2 separate regions of the Homo sapiens genome follow, and region 1 is linked to region 2. Evidence: chromatin loops called from intact Hi-C (ENCODE). Cell type or tissue: heart left ventricle. All regions are shown on one strand. Links, peaks and the distances in the headings refer to the core of each region. The heading gives the core; the rest is flanking DNA.

What was found. Peaks named below come from ENCODE experiments on the same cell type or tissue, not always from the same donor. Only the 100,000 strongest peaks of a DNase experiment are listed, where the experiment ranks them.
Region 1: a loop joins it to region 2, with 2.5 times the contacts of the local background. A loop is called at or near these places in 35 of 110 quality-filtered maps.

What each region holds. Positions count from the first base shown.
Region 1 is chr10:132,571,545-132,582,083 of GRCh38, reverse strand. The region is part of intron 1 of INPP5A (inositol polyphosphate-5-phosphatase A); the gene reads right to left. Among named protein-coding and RNA genes, the nearest start is that of INPP5A, 39 kb to the right of the region's middle. RefSeq lists enhancers at 5,907-5,966, 5,591-6,359, 6,360-7,129, 7,130-7,899, 7,900-8,669 and 5 more. In heart left ventricle, for the core only: a CTCF peak has its summit at 4,280 (motif pointing right); a DNase peak (open chromatin) is centred at 4,281; H3K27ac peaks cover 667 bases.
Region 2 is chr10:132,627,258-132,637,796 of GRCh38, reverse strand. All of the region lies in intron 2 of INPP5A (inositol polyphosphate-5-phosphatase A), which reads right to left. Among named protein-coding and RNA genes, the nearest start is that of INPP5A, 95 kb to the right of the region's middle. RefSeq lists enhancers at 2,975-3,484, 4,489-9,272. In heart left ventricle, for the core only: no CTCF peak of the experiment used is centred there; DNase peaks (open chromatin) are centred at 5,436, 6,176, 6,626, 6,926 and 1 weaker place; H3K27ac peaks cover 4,456 bases.

The DNA of each region.
Region 1 (10,539 bases), core at 2,288-7,287, 55 kb after region 2:
GCAGATCATGAGGTCAGGAGATCGAAACCATCCTGGCCAACATGGTGAAACCCCCGTCTCTACTAAAAATACAAAAAAATTAGCTGGGCATGGTGACAGGCACCTGTAGTCCCAGCTACTCGGGAAGCTGAGGCAGGAGAATGGCATGAACCCAGGAGGCAGAGCTTGCAGTGAGCCGAGATCGCGCCACTGCACTCCAGCCTGGGCAACTGAGCAAGACTCTGTCTCAAAAAAAAAAGAAAATGAACAGGCAAGCCACAGACTGGGGGAAAGTATCACAAAATATACATCTGACAAAGGACTGGTATCCAGAGTACATAAAGGCCCCCTGCAACTCCCTAACGAAAACAAACAACTCAAAAAAAATGGGCAAAAGATATGAACAGACACTTTGCAAAAGAAATACATGAATGGTCAATAAGCAGCTGAAAAGATGCTCACCTCCTTAATCCTCAAAGAGATGCCAATAAAACCTACAGTGAGGTCCCACTGCACACCCGCCAGAAGAGCTAAAACTGAAAAAACAAGAACACCAAATGGGGGAAGGGTGAGGAGCAGTCAAGGCCTCCACGCACTGTCAGAGGAAGAGACCAGCAGAATTGGCCTGGGAAAGTTCCAGAGCCTCTGATAAAACTAAATGCACATCTACTCCAGGACATTGCCACTTCACTCCTAGGTAGAATTGCCTAAGAAAATAAAAATAGATGTTCACAAAAAATGTGTACAAGAATGTTCATAGAGTCTTTGCTCATCATAATTAAAACATGCTATCATTGTAAGTTTCCTGAGGCCGGACAGGAAACTCCTGTCGACAGGAGAACAGCTAAATGTGCTATGGCATAGTCATACACTCCCACAAAGGACTACTATTCAGCCATGAAAAGGAACAAACCTCTGGTTCGGAGAAGAATATGGACCCATCTCAAAAATGTCTGGCAAGAGACTGAAGCCATATGGAGAGAGGGCATCTGTGAATGTGGCGTCCTCCGACAGGCGAAGCTACGTGAGGGAAAACCCACAAGAGCCACCTCCCTGGGAGGGCCAGGGAAAGGTATGGGGGAGGGGTCTTGGGTGATGGTCAAGCTTTGTGTTTGTTTTGATAACAATTTTGGTTAAACAGACACGTCAAAACTCAGCAAATGTGTACTTAGGATCTGTATATTTTGCTGTGTATAATTTTTATGTCAAAAGAAAAACATTAAATACTGAGCTCTAGCTAGTGATATTCACACAGAAGCATTTGGGGGAAGTATGCTGATGTCAGCAATTTACCTGGAAATGCATCAAAATCAACAATGACTGATGGACAGAGGAAAATGTGCTAAAACAAGTAGAGTAAAACATTAATGATAGAATCTAAGTGGCAGATAAACAAGTGTTAGCTATAAAATTCTTTCAGCCTTGTAAGTCAAAATTTTTATAAAACAATCTCACATGTGTCTTTAAGAATCAAAAATAAAAGGGCTGAAGTTGATGATCTCTAGGGCCCTTCCTGTGACTCTTTCCCCTAAGCATGGCCAATTCCAGGACAGTATTAGTCCGTTCTCACACTGCCATGAAGACTTACCTGAGACTGGTAATTCATGGAGAATAGAGGTTGCACTGACTCACAGTTCCACAGTCTGTACAGGAAACATGGCTGGGAGGCCTCAGAAAACTTACAATCATGGCGGAAGGTGAAGAAGAAGAAAGCACGCCTTACCATGGTGGAGCAGGAGATAGAGTGTGAAAGGGGAAGTGCCACACACTTTTAAACAACCAGATCTCACAAGAACTCACTCACTATCACGAGAAATCGGCCCCCAGGATCCAATCACCTCCCACCAGGTCCCTCCCCCAACACTGGGGTTACAATTTGACGTGAGATTTGGGTGGGGACACAGAGCCAAACCATATCAGGGACCCAGCAGGCTTTCTTTTCCTTCTTAAACAGAACCCACTGCAAGTTGCCAAATAATTCTACTCTCAAGCCACCCAGATGCAGCCCCTGGAACCTTCTGGGCAGATTATTCAATGAAAACTCAGCCCTGGGAGCTGCCAGCAAAGCCCCTGCCAGCAGTGGGAGGAAGGTGGGCCACAACCCGGGGGCAGACTCCACTCCAGTATCGGGAGTGGACCAGCCTAGGCAAGATAGCAAGACTCCATCTCTACAAAAAAAAAAAAAACTTTTAAACAGGCAAGGCATGGTGGCTGAGCTTCAGGTTTGCAAAAGGGGAGCACCAAGAACCAGGCGCCACGGAGAGGCAGGTGGATGACGAAGCAGGGGTCAGACGAAAATAGGGCCCTGTGAATTAAAAACCTGCTCAATCTTCCGGGCTTCTCCTCTCCTTCACCCCATCAATCGCTATGGGAGGCCAGCCCTGGGCAGCACCAGAGTATCATCTCCCAGCCTCACTGAGGCCCCACCTACAGCAAAGGGACAGGGCAGGATGGCCGGGGAAGCAGGCCCCACCACCGCAGGGCAAGGCTGGAGCCAGCCGCAGAAGCACAGAGCTTCTGGAGAATGGAGCTCACCCTTCTAGTGTCCCTGGCCCACAGCAAGCATCAGCCCAGTTCATCCTCACACAGACCATTGGGATGCCCAGAGTCCACTCCTTGGCTCCGGCCCCCTCTCTGCCCCTTCCCTGCCCTGCACAATCCCACACCCCTACTGCTCCCACCAGAGCCACCGGTGCAGCTGCTTTCACCACAGTACTGGGGCGGGGGGACTCAAAAGGAGGAAAACGGAGTTCATGCCCTCACTTCCCAACAGGTACGCCTCACTCAGGGGCACGACAGCCACCCACAGCTGCAGCCCCAGACACCAGGAGCCCCACTCGCCACCCCGCCCCGCGGTCCCCTCCGTCACCGGCCCACAGGCTCCACCTCCCCCCACACTCTCCTTCCCCCGCCTCCAGCTAGCCCAGCTTGGAGCCCGCAACCGGCGCGGCTCTGCCTCCCTGCCACTCAGAAGCCCAGCTCATTTCACAGCTGCCCGGCACGCACCAGCCTTGAGCCACACAAAGGGGCATCAGGCCCCTTCCTACATCACCGCAACAAGTTCAACCATACAGGTGTGGAAACCGAGGCACAAGAGGACGAGCAGCTTCCCTAGGGCCAATGAGAGGCAGCTCCAGCACTTAAACCCAGAGCCTGTGAGGCCCGACCTCTACCCTGCACCACAGAAGGCAGGCGGACTGAGCACCTCTGCAGTGCCTGCCACCCTCCCTAAGACTACGGCCGCAGCCCCTCTGCTGGCACCCCCTCCAGCCACCATGCCATTCCCTGGGGCTGCCCACCGTCGAGAGTCTCCTCTCCTCTCCTGGAGCCCAGACCCAGCCCCTGCACACTCTCCTGGTGTCCTGGAGCCTGGACCCAGCCTCCACATACTCTTCTGGGTGTCCTGGAGCTCGGACCCAGCCCCCACATACTCTCCTCCCCTGAAGCCCAGACCCAGCCCCCGCACACTCTCCTGGGTGAGACGCCCCACACACTCTCCTGACAGAGCCCCTCCAGCCCCCGCACACTCTCCTGACAGAGCCCCTCCAGTCCCCGCACACTCTCCTGGATGAGACTCCCCGCACACTCTCCTGACAGAGCCCCTCCAGCCCCCGCACACTCTCCTGACAGAGCTGCTCCAGTGCAAGGTCTTGCTCACCTTCACCTGCCGGGGACTGGCACGGGGGCGGCATGCAGAGTGGGCACTGAATGCCGGCCGAGGTGCTCCACATGCACCCAGTGGAGAGAACCAGGGTCTTTGATAAGGCTCGGGCTTGTGCTACAAAGATCCCCATAGACAGAGCACCACACAGCCACAGGGGCAGAGGTGGAGCGCCTGGACCCTTGAACCTTCAATGCCCAGATTTATATGGCACTGAGCTAAAACCAGACACAAAAAAGGAGAGGGTTCATTTTTATTGCTGTCAAATCAAAGTTCTGCAACACTTTCTGTAGAGAGCATAATAATCTCCCAATGGTGAAATAACTTCCCCTCACACGTTAATTTTAGAATCCTGGTTTACTTCATTCAATGCAGTTCAATACTGAGCCTAATCTCAAAACAAATTTTGAGTGAGGCCAAATTGCTGACATTTAGCAAACATGCCTACAACTAAAATAACCCAAGAAATACCAGTGTCACGGCTGTCCAGCTGCCAGCTTCATGGAGCACCCCCAAATGGCACAGCTGAACCCCTCGAGGACAGGGAGCCCACACTCCCTTCTCAAACCAGGAGTCTGACGGCTGCCGAGTAACCAACGAGGCTGGAACCGAGAGCAGCGCCCATGGGCGAGAGAGGCTGCTGTCCAGTGACCAGGAGAGGTCACTAGGAGGCCACGAACCACCGCTGCCCACAACACCCAATGCCTCCCTGAGACAGGCATGCTGGCTGCACTTTCCCACCTCATCCATCTCCTCAGGGGCCCTCCTGTCCTTCCTTTGGGTCTCAGTGTCACCTCCAAGGGTCTCAATGTCACCTCCAAGGGTCCCTATGTCACCTCTAAGAGCTGCCACTTTCCACCTGACCCCATGGGGGGCTCAGGCCCCTCCCTGATGGCCACCAAAACAGGGGCCACCAAAAGATGGGCCTCAAGACAGCAGGGGCCCACTGTTTTCATGGCCATGTCCCGTTCCCTGGCCCGGGGCCGGGCATGCGCAGCCCGAGATAAACGTGTGAACAAAAATCACAGATACAGGAATGCCACCTGTAGGATGCCAGGTACCCCACCACCTTTTGACCCCATATCTCCTGTGTAAACTTAACTCAGATACCAACTAGGATATGCAGGCCGGCTTGGAGGATGATCAGAGTCCCGTCCTGAAATGCTCAGGAGCAGACACTGCAACAGAACGTGATGCACCACGGGCGGCGTGCCGGGGGGGAGCAACCCACCTGCACTCAGGGCACCACGACCCAGTCTTTGCCTTCCAGCTTCTCTCCAGGTGCAGCGGCCCTGCCTGGGGGTCCCTCTGCCCCCTCCACTCCTGGCCCCTTCATTCTGCTGAGCCTCAGCCAAAACCCCTTCCCCACAGTCCTGCCACCTTTCAGAGGTCCCTCAGAGTTTTCTGGAGCCCAGCACAAGCCCTCTCCCCATGGGTCAGAGGCACCACAGGTGCGTTCAAACCGTGGCACTCAGCCCACCACTGGGCTCACAGCAATTCAGCGGGTGTGACCAGCATTCTGGGAACAGGGCAGACACCGGCAGAGCACATCCTGGTGGCCCTCGTCAGTCTCACTCTAAAACCCGGGTTCTGGGGTGTGAGTCTGGGTGCGACCCTCGGCTCCCCATCCCAGCTGGGGACTCTCCCAGGGTCTGTGGCCGGTCAGCACAGGCAAGACGCTGGGTGCATCAGAGATCTGCTTAATTCAGAAGGTAAAATGAGGTGACAACCATTTATTTAAGAAGGTAAACATTTAATGCTTGAAAGTAACATATGCAAGTTTGTATTCCAAGATCATTTAGAACACTCTCGTTTGCATCCTGTTAGCTGGTTGGGAAAAAAGGTAATGAATGATATCATGTGCAGTTTAGGCCCCAGAGAGGGTGGATGCAGTGGGGGACGCACACTGGGGACAGGAGCAGAGGACCCCTCCCAGCTGCAAGGCCTCAGGGAGCCACCACAGCCCAGAGCCCAAGGCTAGATTCTCTCCCTCTTTCCATCCAGGGCCAGGACTGTGTGGAGAACCCACTAGAACCTGCAGCCCCACACCTGAAAGGAAAACCCGCTCGGGGTGCCACCCAGCACCTGTCCAAGCCCGCATTCTGAACCTCTCCATACTCTCCTCTCCCTGCAGACAGGAGCTGTGCTGTGAGCCTCAGGAAGCAGACAGAGAAGTGCTGTCCTGGGGGCAGGAGGGGCACACCAGCACCTCCCACCTCTGGCAAGAGGGCTGGAGAGGAGCAGAGCCACAGCCCCGGACCACGGCTCCCTCACCTGGCCTCAACCTGGAGCCTGACCTGCACAGGGAGGGCCCAGGGCTGGGCCGTGATCTCAGAGGCTCAGCACACACACTGGCAGGGAAGGGCAGAGTCTGGTCACCAAGGAGCTACAGCAGCCCAGTGGGTAGCTGCAGGTCAGGTGGCATCTGTGGTGGAGGGATGTGGGCAGGGGGCAGTGGGTGAAATCATTTCCCCAGAAAGTACTCGTGGTTCAGGAGGAGAGGGGAGCCACCAGCTCCACAGTCCACAAGAGCCGCGATGTCAGTGGCATCAAGCAGGTCCTTTGGCAGGGAGTGTGAGAAGCAAACAATCATAAAGAAAGAAAACAGCCACAGAGCAGGCGGTGTCACTAGGGGACCACACACTCCCCACTGCCAGGGCCCTGGGCCGCACACACCACGCGGGAGCCCACGGCCAGAGGGACACAGGGAACCGGGGAAAGGCTGTCCTGAGGGCCAGGCGCTGAGGCGTCAGGAGTTCCTTGTCTAAGCTGGTGCAGGATTCCTCCTCGCCAAGATAAACACTGTTTACGGATTTCAAATAAACGCACTTCCACAGAGAAGCCAAGAAATAACTGGCTCCGCTGCTTGTGGTTGGGTTAGGGAAGTAGGATAGTGCTCATTGCTTTCCCCTTTTCACCAGTTTCCAAATGATTGTGAATGTGGTTAGATCGGTTTGGTTACTAATTTTATGATGTTTAACCAGACTGACAGTGACGTGCAGGCCCCTGTGGTGCCTGGTGCCTCAGCCTGTACTCCCCTCCCATCCTGACCCTGTGAGCTGCGGGGGGCTGGGAGCAGGCTAGCCACATGTCAGTTCTGCACAAGCCTTTCTGGGAGCTACACATCAGGTAAGAGGACCAATCCCTCCCTCAGGCAGAAACCAGGTGTCGTCCAAATGCCAAAAGCAGGCAGACATCAGGCGGCCGCCCTTCAGCACACAGGTCAGGGTTGCGATGTGTCCAGGCCGGTGCAAACGCCAGCCTGCGGAGGAAGAATGCAGCATTCAACAGAGTCCCAGCGGCTGGACAGGGAGCCTGAAGGCTGGGTCACCTGTCACCTGTCACCCTGTGGACCTGGCATCATGTGTTTTCCACGGACACCCCGAATCCGGAGCCCCCGGGAGGACTCCGCAGACCATATGCTGAGGTGTGCTTTGCGTTTCTATCGTCAGGTGGGCTGCAGGCTTCCAGGCTAGACAGCTCCTTACCACCAGAAGTCCGTGCCTACCAGCTGCCTCACGCCCCAAGGCCCAGCAACAAGGACAAGCACCTCCCCAGAGCTTCCGGAAGGCTCTCACAGAAACCACATTCCAGGCCTTTTAAAACGAAAAACACCCCCCAGCTACTCCAGAGGCTGAGGCAGGAAAATGGCTTGAACCCAGGAGGCAGAGGTTGCAGTGAGCCAAGATCCCACGACTGCACTCCAGCCTGGGCAACAGAGCGAGACTCTGTCTCAAAAAAAAAAAATACTGAGACCCCATCTCTACAAAAAATAAAATAAAATAAAATAAAATAAAATAAAATAAAATAAAATACAAAATTAAAAAAAAAAGAAAAAAAAGAGAAAAACACCCTCCCTAAGACCTCTGTTCACCCCTCCCTGTGTGAGGCCCAGGAGGCATCAGTAAACAGAAACAAGGCCGGCCCTCACACAGCAGGTACACCCCAACATCTCAACAAAACCTCACACAGGACACACACCCAACATCGCAACAAAACCTCACACGGCACACACACCCCAACATCTCAACAAAACCTCACACAGGACACACACCCCAACATCTCAACAAAACCTCACACGGCACGCACATCCCAACATCTCAACAAAACCTCCCACGGCACGTACAACCCAAAATCTCAACAAAACCTCCCACGGCACGCACACCCCAACATCTCAACAAAACCTCCCACGGCACGCACACCCCAACATCTCAACAAAACCTCCCACGGCACGCACACCCCAACATCTCAACAAAACCTCCCACGGCACGCACACCCCAACATCTCAACAAAACCTCCCACGGCACGCACACCCCAACATCTCAACAAAACCTCCCACGGCACGCACACCCCAACATCTCAACAAAACCTCCCACGGCACGCACACCCCAACATCTCAACAAAACCTCCCACGGCACGTACACCCCAACATCTCAACAAAACCTCCCACGGCACGTACACCCCAACATCTCAACAAAACCTCACACGGCACACACACCTCAACATCAACAAAACCTCACACAGCACACACACCTCAACATCAACAAAACCTCACACGGCACACACACCCCAACATCTCAACAAAACCTCACACAGCACACACACCCCAACATCTCAACAAAACCTCACACGGCACACACACCTCAACATCAACAAAACCTCACACGGCACACACACCCCAACATCTCAACAAAACCTCACACGGCACGCACACCCCAACATCTCAACAAAACCTCACACGGCACGTACACCCCAACATCTCAACAAAACCTCACACGGCACGCACACCCCAACATCTCAACAAAACCTCACACGGCACGCACACCCCAACATCTCAACAAAACCTCACACGGCACACACACCCCAACATCTCAACAAAACCTCCCACAGCACACACAACCCAACATCAACAAAACCTCACACAGCACACACACCCCAACATCTCAACAAAACCTCACACGGCACGTACACCCCAACATCTCAACAAAACCTCACACGGCACGTACACCCCAACATCTCAACAAAACCTCACACGGCACGCACACCCCAACATCTCAACAAAACCTCACACGGCACACACACCTCAACATCAACAAAACCTCACACAGCACACACACCCCAACATCTCAACAAAACCTCACACAGCACACACACCCCAACATCAACAAAACCTCACACAGCACACACACCTCAACATCAACAAAACCTCACACAGCACACACACCCCAACATCTCAATAAAACCTCACACGGCACGTACACCCCAACATCGCAACAAAACCTCACACGGCACACACACCCCAACATCTCAACAAAACCTCACACGGCACACACACCTCAACATCAACAAAACCTCACACAGCACACACACCCCAACATCTCAACAAAACCTCACACGGCACGTACACCCCAACATCGCAACAAAACCTCACACGGCACGCACACCCCAACATCTCAACAAAACCTCACACGGCACGTACACCCCAACATCTCAACAAAACCTCAGTATCTACAAAAAGTAGCTGTGTATGAAATAAACCGAGCTGATGTTTCTTTAAACAAGTTCTTTCAATGGGATTCCAGAGGCCCAGGTCTTGCATTTCAGCAATCAGCAGAGCAAGGGAAACACTCCAAGGCACGCTGCAGACAGACGCCCAGCAGAGGCAGGGCCAGAAGCAACACCAGGTTAAGTGGCACAAACTTTCCCTCAGCAACAGTGTCCTCTGAATCCTGTCCTGTTATAAACGCTACCGAGTAAAGCCAGAACAAGCACACTAGCCCATTACCAGGACTAGAGCATGAGAACCAGCAGTACCAAAAACACTTCCCAAGGGCTAGACACATGAAAAAGAGCAAACGGCACATCCCCACCAAGAGCCCTGGGTCACGCTGCTTCACAGGGAAAGCAGCCCTGGGCAGCCTCAGCATCCCTCCCAGGGAAAGCAGCCCCGGGCGGGCGTGCTCAGCATCCCCCTCCCCCAGGACAGCACCAGCACAGCCCTACGAAAGGCCCCACCCCCAGAAACCACGACTCCTCCCAGGCAAGCTGTGCAGCTCAGGCACCTCCCTGCAAAACAGAAGCTCAGGGAAGGCCTCTGGTCCAGGTGAGGGGCCCCACACCAGGGGCATCTTGCCACCAGGGGCATCTTGCCACCAGGGGCATCTTGCCAGCTGAGAAACTCCGACATTCTTCTGAAGGCCCCCCCATGGGCCACAGGCGTTTTCCTCTGAGTATCACAATGGTCCCTCCGGCCAGCCTCTCGGCACACCTGGGCCAATACCCTGTGGGTTTCCGGCCAGGCTCTTGGATGAGTCACCTTTTCCTAGACTATCTGCGGTGCCAGACATGAGCTGTCAAATCCCCAGTGTGTAAGTCCCAAGAGGGCTCTGCAGGCTCGTCCTGTGCTGCATGCTACTCAGCAGGCCTGAGTCTCTTCTAGTCAGGAGGGACCACAGGAAACAGTGAGACAGAGGGGCACAGCAGTGGGGGACAGAGGTGGTGGTCAGGGTGCGGCCCACTCTGCCTCTAGCCCAGTCGGTCGTTAACAAGCTCAGATGCCAGAGCCAGCCCCAGCTCAGTTCACACCCTGCCCCCTCCACCTGCTACCGCAGGGCCTCACACTGGCTGCTCACTCGCTAGCCCCTGTCTTTCCATCTGTGCAATGGAGCAACACAGCACAGGCATCAGGGCTGTGGAGATGATAGGTCTCCCTTCAGACACTCGAGGTCCTTACAGCACGCACGTCAGGGCTGCGGGGATGACAGGTCTGCCTGCAGACACTCCGGGTCCTTACGGCACAAACGTCAGGGCTGACATACCTAGAGACACACCACATCCTTACAGCACTATCTGGCACATAAAGGACATAAATATCAGCTGCACTTTTTTTAAATTTAGCT
Region 2 (10,539 bases), core at 3,074-8,073:
AAGCAGTCGAGAATATGAAAAACCACCTCACATCAGAGATGCGAAACTAAAACACAGAATGGACCACTGGGAGAAAGAGACGGAGAGCGCCCATCAACCTCGGGGGCGGCAAAGGCAAAGCACAGAACAGTCATGACAGAGGAGGACAGCCACAGCAGGCGCCAGGAGAGTCACTGGAAGGAAACCCCAACATGGGCATCAAAACCAGAAAAATCCACTGAGAAAGCAAAATCGCACAGAGAAAACAGCGTGAGAGAAAGAAGTGACCGTGGGAGACAGGCAGAGAAGGAGGAACATTTGGAGGATCAGGGACCCAAAGGACACCCGAAACACCTAACATTTAAAACTATAACCCAGGAAAACTTCAAAACAGAAAAAGACCCGCACTTACACACTCACCTGAAACACCTAACATTTAAAACTATAACCCAGGAAAACTTCAAAACAGAAAAAGACCCGCACTTATACACTGAAAGGCTCACTGAATACTTCAGAAAATTAACCCAAAGTAATCAACTCCAAGATTTCAAAGATAAAGATAAGATCCTCATGGCCTCCAGGTAAAAAAGATCAATTAAACAACAGGTGGCTCACGCCTGTAATCCCACCACTTTGGGAGGCCGAGGCAGCGGGCGGATCAACCACAAGGTCAGGAGATCAAGACCATCCTGGCCAACATGGTCAAACCCCGTCTCTACTAAAAATGCAAAAATTAGCTGGGCCTGGTGGCGCACGCTTGTAGTCCTACCTACTTGGGAGGCTGAGGCAGGAGAATCGCTTGAACCCGGGAGGCGGAAGTTTCAGTGAGCTGAGATTGTGCCACTGCACTCCAGCCTGGCGACAGAGCGAGGCTCCATCTCAAAGAGAAAAAAATAAAAATAAAAATAAAATGTAAAGAATCGGACCAGCACCAGTCTCTTCAAACCCAACATACGCACTAAGACGACAACAGAATGACCTTTCCTAAACATCTCAGTGAAATGAGGCCTGAACCAAGGGCGATTTATCCAGCAAAGCATCCTTCAAATTCCAAAACTATACAAAACAGTTTTCAACGTACAAAAATTTGGGAAATTTTGCCCCCATCAGCCCTTTCTGAGGAATCCAGGAAGGCAGGGCTGGTTCTCTTCCATAAATAACCAAATGGACATGGGAGCTCTGTGGTCCCTGCTCAGCAGCGCAAGGGCAGCCCCAAGGGACAGGAGCGACTGGGGGTGGCTGTGCGTCCACAACCTCGATTTCCAAAGGCGTGCAGCAGGCTGGCTTGGGCTGCAAACCAGGGTGGAGGGAGTGCAGTTTGCTGATGCTGAGTTCATTTTTTAAATTTGTATACATGTAAGGGGTACAGTGCAGTTTTGTGACGTGGCTGTTTTGCACAGGGCTAAAGCCAGGGCTTTCAGTGTAACCACCACTCGAATCGTGTGCACACTGTACCCTTAGGTGACTCTCATCCCTCACTCCCATTTAGAAGGGAGAACATGTGGACTGACTTTCTGAGCTGTTTCACGGAAGAAGTAAAGCAAGTTCTATCCACGTTGCTGCAAAAGACGATTTCATTCTTTTTATGGCCGAATATTACATTGCATATATGTGTGTGGTATAGAAAATACACACACACACACACACACACACATTTTGTTTATCCAATAAAGCATTTTTTTGAAATAATATTTCCAACTGGGATTTTCAACGTACACAGATGGAATACATGCCATATAGAAACCTATGTGATTTCAAGATTTCAACATTGCACATGAAGTAGTACAATATTAACTAGCAACCACTTGAATATGCCTTTTTTTTTTTTTTTTTTGTCTTTGAGATAGGATTTCGCTCTGTCACCCAGGCTGAAGTGCTGTGGTGTGATCACAGCTCACTGCAGTCTCCACCTCCCAGGCTTCAGTTATCCTTCTGGCTTAGCCTCCAGCCTCCTGATGCTGGGACAACAGGTGTGCACCACCAAACCCAGCTAATTTTTTTTTTTTTTAAATCTTCGAGAGACAGGGATCTTGCTATGTTGCTCAGGCTGGTCTCAAACTCCTGGCCTCAAGCAACCCTCCCACCTCACCCTCCCAAGTAGCTTTAAAAATATCTTTAAAAAGGGCCGGGCGCAATGGCTCATGCGTGTAATCCCAGCACTTTGGGAGGCTGAGGAGGGCGGGTCACGAGGTCAGGAGATCGAGACCATCCTGGCTAACACAGTGAAACCCCATCTCTACTAAAAATACAAAAAATTAGCCGGGCATGGTGGCGGGCACCTGTAGTCCCAGCTACTCAGGAGGCTGAGGCAGGAGAATGGCATGAACCCGGGAGGCGGAGTTTGCAGTGAGCCAAGATCGCGCCACTGCACTCCAGCCTGGGCAACAGAGCGAGACTCCGTCTCAAAAAAAAAAAAAAAAAAAAAAAAAAATCTTTAAAAAGGCAAACAGCCAATAAAGAAATAAAAATGGAATGCCAAAAAAAATTAAATAATTCAAAAGACAGCAGGAATGAGGGGAAAAGGGTACAAAAACCAGTGTACAAACAGAAAAATAAAAAATGGCAGACCCCAATTCAACCACATCAACAGTTATAACAGGGTTAGTGGTCTAGACTGGCACTGTGTTATCTAGCTGTCACAAGTCAAATGTGGCTATTTAAAAGAAAACGAAATAAATGTTTAAAAACTGAGTTCTTTGACAGCACGAATCACATTTCAAATATGCGCCATCAAAAGCCACAGGTGGCCAGTGGCTGCCATTGTGAATGCCACAGACTGGAACTCTCATCAGGAAGTTCCGTCAGCTGAGGCTGTTCTGGACTTTCCAATTGCAAGGCTGGGAGCTACAGGGTGGATAAAAAACAAGACTGAAGGACACACTGCCTGTAAGAGACACACTTTCAGGATAAAGACACAAACAGACAGAGAGCAAACAGGAAAGCACACACCACACCAGCCATGAGCCTGGGAGGGCTGCGGTGAGCCAGGCAGGGCTGCCGGCCGAGAGCCTGGGAGGGCCACCGTGAGCCGCAGTGGCGGCAACATTCATTGGACCAAGGCTCCAGGAGACGAAGAAGAACATTCGTGATGACCGAGACAACTCTCAGGAAGACAGCACAACCACAAATGTGTATATGGCTAATAACAAAAAACACACTGGGCAGAGGTTGACAGAACAAAGGAGAAACAGACAATCCCACAACCACTGTAGGAGACTTTAGCGCCCTCCCTTGGCACTCAATGGATCTAGACCAACACACACAAGCAGTCAAGATGCAGGACACAGTCAAGCTCCGTGGTCCACTTGGCACGACAGAAAACCACATCTGACACCTGCAGAACACAGAATGCATACTCCTCTCCGTGGCACACTCACCAAGGGAGATGACACGCCTCTCCGGGGCACACCCAAGGGAGATGACATGCCTCTCTGGGGCACACCCACCAAGGGAGATGATACGCCTCTCCGGGGCACACCCACCAAGGGAGATGATACGCCTCTCCGGGGCACACCCACCAAGGGAGATGATACGCCTCTCCGGGGCACACCTGCCAAGGGAGATGACACGCCTCTCCGGGGCACACCCGCCAAGGGAGATGGCACTCCTAACTTCACGAAAGCTACAAAACAATTTCCATCAAAACATCAATTAATTGTAACACATGAACTGTAAAAAACAATTATGAGACAACTGAGAACATCTAAATCCTAACTGGATATTGAATAGGTTGGAATTACTGATCATCTTTTTAGATATAAAGCTACTGTGTAGGGTCTGTATTCTTTGAAATACCTACTGAAATAGTCACGAATGAAGTGATGCACTGTCTGGTTTTTGCTTCAAATGCTCAGGGGTGGGAAGAGCAGGTGGAGGGGTCTGAAGCAGAACTGGCCACGAGCTTCACAGCTGAGCGTGGGTGCTGGGCACGGAAAGGATTCTCTCCATGTTTATATGGGCTTGAAATCGTCACAATAAGTTTGCTGAACGTGCTCACTGTTTAACTAACTCTGTAGGAACAAAACCAGAAACCCAAAAAACACATTCCCTCCAGCCAGCAACACCCAAGGCAGGAGCCCTGGAGCTGCGCAAAGCCACCCCCAGGGCCTTCGAGTGAGTGCCTCTGAACAATGGAAAAATCATGACCTTCTCTGAGGTCTGTGATCTTTCCTGGTCTCATAATGGCAAGGCCAGGGAGAAAAGAGGGAATCTCTGTTTCTTACCAACGTCCTGCTTGGGGATTCAGCTTGAAAACACTTCTGTTTGCCAGCTCTGGAGGAGGTGCGGTGCCCAGGCTCAGACAGTACGAACCCACTCCACGCTTGGGCACCTGCAGTGGCCTCACCAGAGCCGACAGACACGCACATCAGAGACTTCGTTTTAAAACAGATTTAGTCACTGCACAAGGCGAGAAACTCAAAATAGCTCATTTGAAGAGGATGGGTTTTCGTGACCTACTATTGGACATTTTTGGCTAACAGAAAAAAAAATATTTCCTCTGCAAGTGAGTGAAGCTGCAGAATGTACCGGGTAAATGTAAATGCTTCACTGATGAGCAATGACTCCCAACAGCCAGGATTCAAGCACCTCGCCCACTAAAGGGAGCCAGGCAGGGGCTGAGGTCCGGGAGCTCACTACTGAAGCTGATGGGTGGCTAGCACCACCACAAAAGGCAGCCAGGGACAGGGCACCTTTGTTGCAATGTCTTTACCTGACCAAGTAAGCCAGCACCCAGGAGCCCCTGCCCTGGGGACAGAGGCCTCCTCCATGGGGAAGGGAGACAGAACCAGCCCCCCAACTCCCCAGGCAGTGGTGTGCTCGAAAGCTCTCAATACTAGCTCTCCAGGCGAGGCCCTGGGACTGCCCTTCCGAGGTGTGAATGCCCCGCCATGGCCAACGCTAAGCCACCGATGTGGCATCACTGAACCTGGGGTAGGAGAGGTGCTCGGCAAGGCACCATCATTCACACATCAAATACTGTGTGAGTATTTCCCTCACCCAGACACAGAGCTAAATAGTCAAGATCATACGTAACAGTACAATAATTAGGAAGGGATGAGTGTGGGGCATTTATTGCCTTTGGTTTTAATATATTTACTTTATTACAGGTTTATATAATTTGATTTTTAATAATGGCTGCATTTCACACCTGGCTCCCAAGTTCCTGATCAATTCAGTCAGTGCCCATGACAATCTGGGCGGGGTGCAGTGGTGGTGGGTGGAAGTGTGGGCTTTCCAGGAAGCACACCGGGCACGGGCTCCTGCTGGACCCCTTCCTGGCGGGAATTCTGGGGCCTGGTTCCTGCCTCTCAGAGGATCCACTTCGGCACATGCCTTCCTGAGACGGTCGCTGTGAGGTGTCAACAATGCTGGCATCCAGGCTCAGCACAGGCTGGACAGAGTGAGGTGACACCAGCCAGACACAGCTACTCACACCACAGGCGTTGGCCCGTGCCAGAGAGATACAGCCACAGGGGACACAGGCGCCCTGGCATCCGGGAGGACAGGGACACACACAGAGCTCTAGGCAGCTGCAGAAAGCCAAGCAGCTCCCCAGGGCTGGCCTGGGAGCCTCTGCAGCCTGCACGATCCTGGACAAAGATCCCTTCAACAAAACATATTGCTGGACCGCAGAGGATGGACAGGAAAGGCCACGCCACAGTGTCGGACAGCACGCTTGGGTCAGGCCTGGCTGGAAACACACTGCTGCAAAGCACAGATGTGACCGAGTGTCCCCAGGTTACCAGGCAGGGCTGTGAAGAGACACAACCCCCATGGGGGTGCACATCTCCACCCACGAGTCTGAGCTTCTGCTCAGCACTTCACGCCCTGAGTGACAATGACACTGGCATGCGTGACCTTGGAACTATCGGGGAAGTCACGGCCCAAAGCTGTGCATTTTCTTCACCAAAATTCTACAGTGAAAAAGCAGGTGCTCCTACCTTAAAGGAAAAAAGGGCAGTCAATAAAACCACATGGGTTGTTTTATTATAGTGTCCTTGAACTGGATGCTTCATAGGAAGGCCCAGGAAAAATATCTTGGAAAGGCATGGCAAGAAAAAGCACGTTCACCAGCCAAACAAGCAGCACCCTGCTTCTGCCGCGGAGCGGGGCCCAGCACGAAGGGCCCCTGGTTCCCAGGAAACAGGCAGCACAGGCCTGCCCAGGCCACGTCCATCGGCACGGCCAAGACTCGGTGTTAAAAATAGCAACAGCCAGGCCCTGTCAGGCGTTCTCCAAAGAGGAGTATCGGAGTGACCTAAAAAGGAATTACATCCTGCACAGCACCCCAGTGGAAGCCCCATGCCAAGATAAGGCGCGCAGAGGGACACGGGAATTTCTTGATAGAAAAAGGCCACAGTTACTTGCCAACGACGCCTGGAAAACACCCTGTTTAAAATCCCCGCTGCCCACCCTTGCCCTGGGTGGGGGCTCTCCTCTCCAGGTCCCTTCGGGGCTGGGCTGGGCTGCAACGGGTGCTGGGACCCCAGAAAGAGGCCTGTTTGTGACCAACCAGACCCAGGTTCCCACAGGCCCCTGGTCAGACAGCCTCCTCAAGGCGCAGCCGATGGGACCGGCCAGGGCACACGGAGCAGCTGTGTGGGCAGGGGCCTGTTCTTCTCTCCGCCCTGCACACAGGACACCATGAGTTTCCATGACCTCACCGCAGGCAGCCTGGCCAGCCTGTGTGATCTGGAGCTGCCTTTCCTTGGCCCTGCGTGGGGCTGGGCCACCATGGGGAGGGGTGTGGGACCCAGCAGGCCCCACCCAAGCACAGCCTAGAGGTTTTTTGGGGAGACTGTGGGTTCTACCACACTGACCACATGCAGCAGCCTTCCCCCCAGAGATAGGGCAAGTGACTTAAGCAAATCTGCAGATGGAGCCAGAAGCTGCTGCCGGAGACGCCACGGGCAGAGGTGGAAACGCAGGGCTCTAACCCGAACAAAGTCCGGGCTTGGGCCATCGAAGCTCCCACAAATCAGCTCTAGTTTAAGAAGCACGTCCCCCGCCGCCCCCGCCGCCTCCCGGCCCCCACCACCGCACAGGGCAGGGCAAGGTTAAGTCCAGGGTCATGGCAGGTGCGACCGAGGCCCCACCCGCCCCCCACCCTCATGGACACTTTCACTTCACTGATGCCTTCCCCTCATGGATGTCTTCCCCTCATGGATGTCTTCCCCTCATGGATGTCTTCCCCTCATGGATGTCTTCCCCTCATGGACGTCTTCCCCTCATGGACGTCTTCCTCTCATGGATGTCTTCCCCTCATGGACATCTTTCCCTCATGAAAGCCTTTCCCTCATGGATGCCTTTTCCTCAAGGATGGCCTCTCTTCATGTATGCCTTTCCCTAGAGCTTGCCTTCCCCTCAAGGACACCCTCCCCTCATGGGCACCTTTCCCTTATGGACACCATCTCCTCATAGACATCTTTTCCTCAAGGACACCTCCCCTCAAGGACGTCTTTCCCTCATGGAGGCCTTTCCCTAGAGGACACCCTCCCCTCACAGACACATATCCCTGGAGGATGCCTTCCCCTCAAGGATGCCTTCCCCTCATGGACGCCTTCCCCTCATGGACGTCTTCCCCTCATGGACAGCTTTCCCTCATGGACGCCTTCCCCTCATGGACACCTTACCCTCATGGACGCCTTTTCTTCATGGATGGCTTTCCCTCATAGACGCCTTTTCCTGGAGGACATCATCCCCTCATAGATGCCTTTCTGAAGGATGTCTTTCCCTAGAGGGTACCCTATCCTCGAGGACGCCCTCCTCCATGAACACCTTTCCCTCATGGATGCCACCTTCCCCTGGAGGATGCTTTTCCCTCGAGGATGACGTTCCCTCAAGAACGCTTTGCCCTCAAGAACACTCTCCCCTCAAGGACGCCCACCCTTCTTGGATGCCTTCCCCTTATGGACACTTTCCCCTTATGATTGTCTTTCCCTGGAGGGCAGCTTCCCCTGGAGGACACCCTGCCCTTGTGGACACCCCTCCCTCATGGATACCCTCCACTCATGGACCCTCCCTCATGGATGCCTTCCCTGGAGGACAGCTTCCCCGGAGGCCACCTGGCCATCGTGGATGCCATTCCCTTGTGGATACCCACCCCTCATGGATGCTCACGTGTGGAATGCATGTGGAGAACTGCCGCAGCACAGGGCTGTCCGCACAATGCAGAGGGAAGGGCCAAACCACGCAGCAGCAAGTGAACACTCATTCCACAGCCACTAGCACCAACCCTGGAGCCACACTGGAGACTTCCAGAAAAAGAGGGGACACAGAAGAACCTTCTGTTCAGGTCTCCCGTCGCCCCACAGCCAATCTTCCGCTATGCATGCAAATGTAACACAACTCCCTTCAAAGATGTACGATGAGATTTTTATCTTCAGCCACTTTCCTGAGTCACTGAAAGTTCATGAAGACACTGAACAGCTGCAGGGCCCTGGCTCGAGAGGATGGGGCCATTCGTCACCTGAAGTTGAGCAGGCGGGCAGCGCACTGCCCTACAACAGAGCTGGGGTTCCCTCACGTGGAGTCTGTGTTTCTGGAGCTCTTAGGAGGGGAGGGCTGGGGTCAGAGGGCAAGAGCAAGTTTGAGGCCACTGCTGTATAACACCAGGTAGCTTAAAGAGGAACCACCCATCTGCAGTGCTGGGGACACACGTCAGGCAGCCAAATGGACCCACCCTCGGCACCCAGAGGCCAAGAATGGGAATGCCAGGTGCTGCTTCAGCTGTAAGCAAGGAAGGGGCACTACCTGGCAGCCACCTCCCCTCGCTCCTGCCATCTGTGCGGCCACGGCTCAGGGTCAAACACACCCGGTTCTGAAGGCCACACAAAAACAGATAACATGTCTCATTAATAACTGTATACTGATTATATGTTGAAATGATAACATTCTAGATACACTGGGTGAAATAAAATATATTATTAAAATAATTTCACCTATTTCTTTTTGCTTTTTAAAATGTGACTCTTCAAACTTTGAAATGACATATGCACTTTACACACCATTTCTATTGGATGGGGCTGGGCTAGATTCTAAGAGAAGCTTTTGACCATCTTTCTATTGGAATTTTACATGTTCTCTTTCATTTATAAGAGTTCTTTATAAAAATTGTTAAACCAGCCTATTGTTGTTTTTAAAAATATATTCCCAGTCTGCCTTTTAATCACATTTAAACTCTAAGAGCCTAAGAAAAGTCCTGCCAGTTTTATTTACTCGAATCCATCAGTCTTTGCCTCTACAAATTCCTTCAACTATGTGGAGTTTAGAAAAGCCTTCCCCATCCGGAAAGGAAATAAACAGCCATGTTTCCTTCTACGTGTCCCCCACGCCACGCCCCCCCCCCCCCCCGCCACCAGAGCACATCTGGAGGGAGAGGGGGCGGCCACCATAGGGCACAGGGCTCCAGGCCCTCACAGCAGTTAGTGCTTCCTGAATGGTGCTGCCGGCCCGGTGGAATTCACTCTGTCACTCCTCACAGTCATTGCCAGCCATGGGTGCATGCTCACGAGGAAGCGGGGCACGGTGAGGTTACACAGCCCAGAAAGGGGAGCCTCCCATCAGTCTCCTCCCAGGGTCCACGATGGGCTCTCAGCCATGCCGGCCCTTACTGAGCTGGTAGGAATGGGCCTGAGCTGCGTCAGGCAGACAAGGATCACACTGTCTTCCAAAGGAGACCAGACCACTGGCAGGAGGTCTGCTTTTAGAATCTGGTTTGCGGTTAATTTCCACACTTGAGCCTAATCTAATGGTTGCTCTTCACCAAGAGTAGATCCGCAGCTGCTGATCAGAGCGCTGTGCTGTAAACACCCTCCTGGGCAATGGCAACCAGTGAAGACATCAACATCAACAACAAAGTCACCGAGTCAGATTCGCGTCCCTTATCTCCAGTTTCTCTCCACACCCGACGCCGCCACTCCAGCCTGGGCACCTCCCCCACACGGCTCTCTCCACGGCCTCACCCCTCCCGGTTTCCAATACTCCAACCAAAGGTCCTCACAAATCTGTCCGTGGCTGCCGTTACCCTGAGGATGAAGAAAGTCTGAAGCTTTTCACGGGGAAGAGGAGGCCCTGTGGCATCTACCCGTCTGCATCCCCTGTCTCGCCTCTCACTATAATCCCAGCCATCTCACACCCCCAGCCCCGGACCACACTGTGCTCGCTGCTTTCACCACGATTCCTGGAAGGTGTCTTTTTCGGCTCTCACTCCCTCGTTCATTTCACTTGTCATCCGCTGCACGTTGCTGGCAGCTGGGGACACAGAGGGAGTCGGGACAGACCAGGCACTGGCCCTCAAAGCACCCACTTCTGGCAGGGACGCTGCTGGACGAGGCAGCCACCGCGGACAGCTGCACGCATCTTGGGAGCCGCGCCCAGCACCGCCAGCCCCACCGCCCTCCAGACCCACCTGCTCAGCGGCCAGGACAGACCCTCTCAGGACAGGTGTGGAGCCAGCAGCAGCTCCCGGCCCCGGTCTCCCCGTGAAGCCTCCTGGGAGCACCCAAGGTGAGGTATTCCCAGCCTGTCCACCCTCAGCCCCTCCCTCGGTCGGCAGAG